2 separate regions of the Homo sapiens genome follow, and region 1 is linked to region 2. The links are chromatin contacts, found by POLR2A ChIA-PET in ENCODE. All regions are on one chromosome and are shown on one strand. Each heading gives the region's core, a stretch centred on a gene start or an enhancer-like site at or near the end of the contact. The rest is flanking DNA. Distances are from core to core; before and after follow the strand shown. Region 1 overlaps PPP3R1 (protein phosphatase 3 regulatory subunit B, alpha). Region 2 holds the start of CNRIP1 (cannabinoid receptor interacting protein 1).

Region 1 (2,700 bases), core at 75-2,574, 130 kb before region 2:
GCTTTCCAGCCTGAGTGACAGAGTGAGACTCCATCTCAAAAAATTAAAAATAAAAATAAATTAAATACAACAACTTTTAAAAAGAAAATTAAGAAGGCAAATGTTATACTGCCCATGAGTATATATGTATTATGGCCCACAACACTAGAAAAGAGTACAAATACAAGCTGTTTTGACAGCTTAAATATATGGCATCCTCACTGTAAGAACTTAAAAATTAAAGCATATATTTTAAATATAAATTATATTAAAATAGAACTATATACTATCAAAGTAAAAACTACAGCTACAAGATGGTGTTCTAATATGAATTAGTTCACACGTAATTCGTAAAGAGGAAGGAGAGTAGTATTGTCAGTAATCATGGAAATTTCACTGGTTCACAGGGATTTTTCACAGTAAAGGATCAGGGCAAGTTTCTCTTAAAAAAAAAAAAAAAAAAAAAAAAAAAGGCCGGGTGCAGTGGCTCACGCCTGTAATCCTAGCACTTCAGGAGGCCAAGGCGGGTGGATCACCTGAGGTCAGGAGTTTCAGACCAGCCTGGCCAACGTGGTGAAACCTCGTCTCCACTAAAAATACAAAAATTAGCCGGGAGTGATGGCAGGGCGCCTGTAATCCCAGGTACTTGGGAGGCTGAGGCAGGAGAAGCGCCTGAACCTGGGAGGCGGAGGTTGCAGTGAGCTGAGATCGCGCCATTGAACTCTAGCCTGGGCGACAAAAGGGAAACTCCGTCTCAAAAAACAAACAAAAAAAACCCCTCAATATATGAAGACCTTAAGAAAACAATAGTGAAGAGGTGCTTTCCTTTAGAGAAAACAAGTTTAGGGGCTTTAAGAACCTCAAGTCTTTCTAAAATTGTTATGTTGTCTGGTGAAAACTAAGGACACAGATGAAGTTGTGAAGACAATTTCTTTTGTTTTTATGCTCCCCCTCACCCCCACAACTATTAATAAAGGTAGGCATACATTGGCTCACTACTGAATTTTAGAAAAGTAGTTTCTACTAAAGCAAATAACTTCAACCTGCACCATACCTTAAAAGAAGCACAAGTCCCCGTTTAAGGCTCATAAGTGATGGGCTATGGTGTTTCATTTGTACAGTTAATTTGTACTTGCATTTTTAAGATCATTACTGTTTATGTTAATACTCTGTTACAAACAAAGCTGCATAATTTGAATGGTCTACTCTATCCATATTTTTCCCAGATGTGATTTCATGGCATCTGAGGTTTTCTAGAACACATGTATCAGAAATGCTGTGATGAAAAATTTATGTAAATACTGCTGCAAACACCAAAATACACATACAGTCAGTCATGAGTCACTTAACGATGGGGTTACACTGAGAAACACATCATTAGATTTCATCATTGTATGAACATCAGAGTGTACTTACACAAACCTATGTGGGACAGCCTACTACACACCCAGGCTATATGGTCCAGCCTATTGCTCCTAGGCTACAAAATCTGTACAGCATCTTACTGTACTGAATACTGTAGGCAATTGTAACACAATGCTAAATATCTGTGTATCTGAACATATCTAAACATTCAAAAGGTACAGTAAAAGTATAGTATGAAAATTTTACTTAAATGGTACACCTGTATAGGGCATTTACCATGAAAGGAGCTTGTGGGACAGAAGCTGCTCTGGGTGAGCCAGTGAGTGACTGGTGAGTTAATGTAAGGGCCTAGGATATTACTGTAGACTTTATAAACTCTGTACACTTAGGCTACACTAATGATGCATTACTCAATGCAACTCGTTGTTAAGTGACACATGACTGTACATGTATTTTCAGCTCCATTATAATCTTACGGAACCACTGTGTATATGTGGTCAGCCACTGACCAAAAATTATTATGTAGCACATTAATGTATATAAATAATCTGATAAAAAAGATCATATAAGCACTTCATAAGCACATCAACTACACAAGCATTTTATCCCTCTATTAAAGAGTATTCCTTCTTTAATGGAATATGTGACATAACTGCAAACTGTTCAAATAAACCTTATTTCCCCATTTTCTATCTATAAAATGACACACCCTTACTCTTGAAAGAGAAAAAATATAATGAAAGTCCTACAAATGCTTTTCGCTTATTTATTTATATGTCTACTCCACCTCAGGGCAGAGTCCATGACTTTTTCATTGGTGCTCTGAGCATCACATATAACAGGTGCTTAATTATGGTTTTAATAATGTTTTAAGTATTAATAAGTATTTCAAATGTAAAACTTATTGATTAAAATTCCATCAGTATTTAAAACTACTAGCTAACCAGGTACCAATCAGCAAACCATTCAGAACAGTGTCTCAAAGTTCATAGATTTTGCTGAAGAGCTACCCTCTCCACGCTTGCCTTAATTTTTTACACATATACCAAGGATTAGTTAATTATTTTCTTCTTCCAATCTTGAGTTTTGCCTTAGTTTACAACCATAGACTAGGAAAGGTGACAGGGAATTTAAACATAACAGATCACAAAGGTGATCTATTGTGAGTAGATAAGAAAAGATAATGTCTCCACAAACTTTAAGTGGACAAATCAGGATCATTTCTTCTAGGCTGTATGATTAATGGGAAGAGGAAAAGCAGAAATGTAGTATGATAATATTTATGCAAACTATTTATTAGTCAATTTATTGAAGTGGGGACATTAATTATAGTTTAGAAAGTTGTTTATCAAGAAA
Region 2 (2,700 bases), core at 97-2,596:
AGCATACGGCATGGAAAACCGTGAAACTAGGCCAGAGAAGGGGCGGCCGCTCTCTTACTAGTGTCTGCTGCTCCACCCCAGGGTCCCAGCCACTGAATGGCGAAGGGAGTGGGGAGCATCCCTCAGGGAGCCCCAGTAATCACCCCTCCCCTGCCTTTCCACCTCATTCCTCCTTTCTCCCTCCTTCAGCCTTGCGGGCAGACCCTGTGGGCCGCCTGGACCGCGCGCAGGAGGGCTGGGATTGCGGTGGCTGAACCCTGCGGACCTCTCCCATCTGCTCCACCCCGACCGCCTGCGGTTCCGCGCCCAAGGCTGGACAGAAGGCAGGAGAAATTTATAAGAAACAGACAAGCAAAAACCCTGGCTTCTTGTCACTGATTTTAAAGAACCCACTGAGGTCACTGCGATGGGTGGAGGGAAGCGAGAATGGAGGAATACAAGCCAAAGGGAAGGAAGGGGACGAAGGCGGACAGGGAGTGACCTCTTCCTCCAACCCCCGGGCCCGCTGGGAGCGGCGCGAGGCCAGAGGCCCTTGAGAGGCTCGGGCTGTCCTGGGGGCCTCAGTCCTCTGCCTGTACCCCATGGGGGACCCTGCTGCCACCAGGCGCCCCGCACTCACTCGACCTGCAGCGTGCTGGGTTTAATCTTCACCTCAACCTTGTAGGAGGAGCCGGTGAGCAGCTTGATGGTGCGGTTCTGGCCGAAGCGCTGCCCGTCCACCTTGTAAAAGACCGGGCCGTCATTAGGCTGGATGCGCAGCGCGATGGAGAGGCGCACGAGGCCCGGCAGGTCCCCCATGTCTGGGCGAGGGTCTGGCGCGGCGGCTCCGGGGGGCGGAGGACAGCGCCGGCTGCGGCCGAGTGGCTGGAGCGCGAGGGGCGGAGAGGAAGCGCGGGGAGGGTGAGGGAGGTGGTGGAGCTGAGGCTGCCGCTAGGAACCCGCGCCGTCGCCGCCGTCCGCCCGGGCTTTTGAGGAGCAGCTCCTTAGGCTGTGGCCCCCCTCCCCACTCGGCGAGGAAGCGGGCCCAAGAGACGGCTCCAAGGCCGCGCGCTTCCCCATCCCCCGCTCCAGTGCTGCGCCCTCCACGCACCCGAAGGCTCGCTCTGGCCCGCAGGCCGCCGCGCAGATCCGCGCAGCTGGGGGCGAGGGAGTTAATCCTGTTTACGCACCACAATCCCCTTCAGCTGGGGAAGCGGACATTTAGGCTCCTCCTAGAACAGCCCCGGGCAGGAGGAGGAGAGGTTTGGGAGGCACTGGGAAGGCGCTGGAGTTAAGCGACCACTATGCCAAGGAGCGAGACCCCCGGAATCTGGATACCGCCTCGGCCAGCTACGTGAGGTGGACACTGCTGCTCGCGGATCCGGCGCCAGCCAGGCGGGAGGAGGCTGAGGGGGGGTAAAGGGAGGCGGGAAGGGGGGACAGGAAACCGCTAGCCGGTGATTTAAATTTCAGGAAATATGAGTCTTTCCAAAGCTTAGGGGAAATGGCCGAGGAAAGGCGCAATTCCACGTGATGGAGCCACGCTGGATGAGGAATGGATGCAAGAGGAAGAAAATAACCATATTCAAGGAGCTACATCTTCTTGTGGGTGTACATTTCCATTATACGTATGCTCGTCCCAAAAATGACACATACATAAATATATGTAATGAATCACATATATTTACACAGATTTTGAAGGGTGAGCTATTAACCCTGTAAAAGGCAACTGACATGAGCCTAAGGCATTCTGGTGACAAAATGGCCAAGAGGTGGGATGGGTCAAAGGATTATTGGCAGGGGGCCATATGCGACACCGCAGAGTTTAGATTTGCATATTAAGCGTGATTAGACAGTTTTCGTGGCAGAGGTCGGTAGACAGCTGACTTTTGGAAGCGAGGGGAGACTCAGGGGGTGAGGACTATACTGGGAATGGCTTCCCGGAGCAGAGAGAGCACCTGCTTCAGCACCACCCAGATGGATAGTACCAGAGCCAGGGAGCACACCTGGGAAATGAAGTGGGCTAGTGAGAACAAATGGGTAGGGATGCGTTTCCTTGGCAGTTTTTGTTTACCCAAGTTAGACTGCTCTTTTTTAAGAAATAATAAGCTATACATATAATATATATGTAATATGGGTGTTTATTGCAACATTGGTTGCAAAAATAAAAATAAAACCTAAATGAAATGTTAACCAATAAATAAATGGCTGAATAAATTCTTATATACCCACACTATAGAACGTTACACAACTATCAAAATAATGAAATATAGGTTGCATTGGCAAACACACAGGCAAAAACTGTTAATGATAAAAGTGGGATGGCTGGGAAACAAAGCCTGAGGGCGAGCATTTTGTCTGTTTTGTTTGTTGCTGTTTCCCCAGCATGCCAAAATAGTGCCTGACACATAGTAGGTGCTCCAGAAATCGTTGTTGAATTGACTTACGGTTGTGGTCTTAATCATGTCCATATGTAAATTCTTTCACATCTTTAAAATTAATTAGATCCTTGCGATTTACCTGGAATGATGAAAAGAAATCTAATTGCAAGTAGCATCTCTAGTGTTTTAGAAAAATGAAAATTTAAAAAGAATATAAATGTGTATGTTTGTATTAGCTCTTTTAAAAGAATGAGAGAGTTACACAGTAAACTTAATGTTGGTTATTATGGTTTATGAGTAGTGGAAAGAGGGTGAGTATCTTTTTGGGGTCATTTAAAAG

Evidence for each region. ChIA-PET counts read pairs that join two places held with the same protein, here RNA polymerase II (POLR2A).
Region 1: POLR2A ChIA-PET joins it to region 2 with 15 read pairs in BJ. The contact joins the enhancer-like site here to the promoter of CNRIP1 in region 2. POLR2A ChIA-PET finds 5 or more read pairs at or near these places in 3 of 52 experiments (BJ, K562 and OCI-LY7).

The regions. Positions count from the first base shown.
Region 1 is chr2:68,189,832-68,192,531 of GRCh38, forward strand. The region is part of intron 2 of PPP3R1 (protein phosphatase 3 regulatory subunit B, alpha); the gene reads right to left. Among named protein-coding and RNA genes, the nearest start is that of PNO1, 33 kb to the left of the region's middle. Within about 2 kb of position 1,325, at least 4 of the 41 ENCODE cell types and tissues checked have a DNase peak (open chromatin) inside an H3K27ac peak, as active enhancers do.
Region 2 is chr2:68,318,603-68,321,302 of GRCh38, forward strand. CNRIP1 (cannabinoid receptor interacting protein 1) reads right to left here and starts at 1,347. Exons shown (of 3, transcript NM_015463.3): 1 at 620-1,347. The coding sequence starts at 798.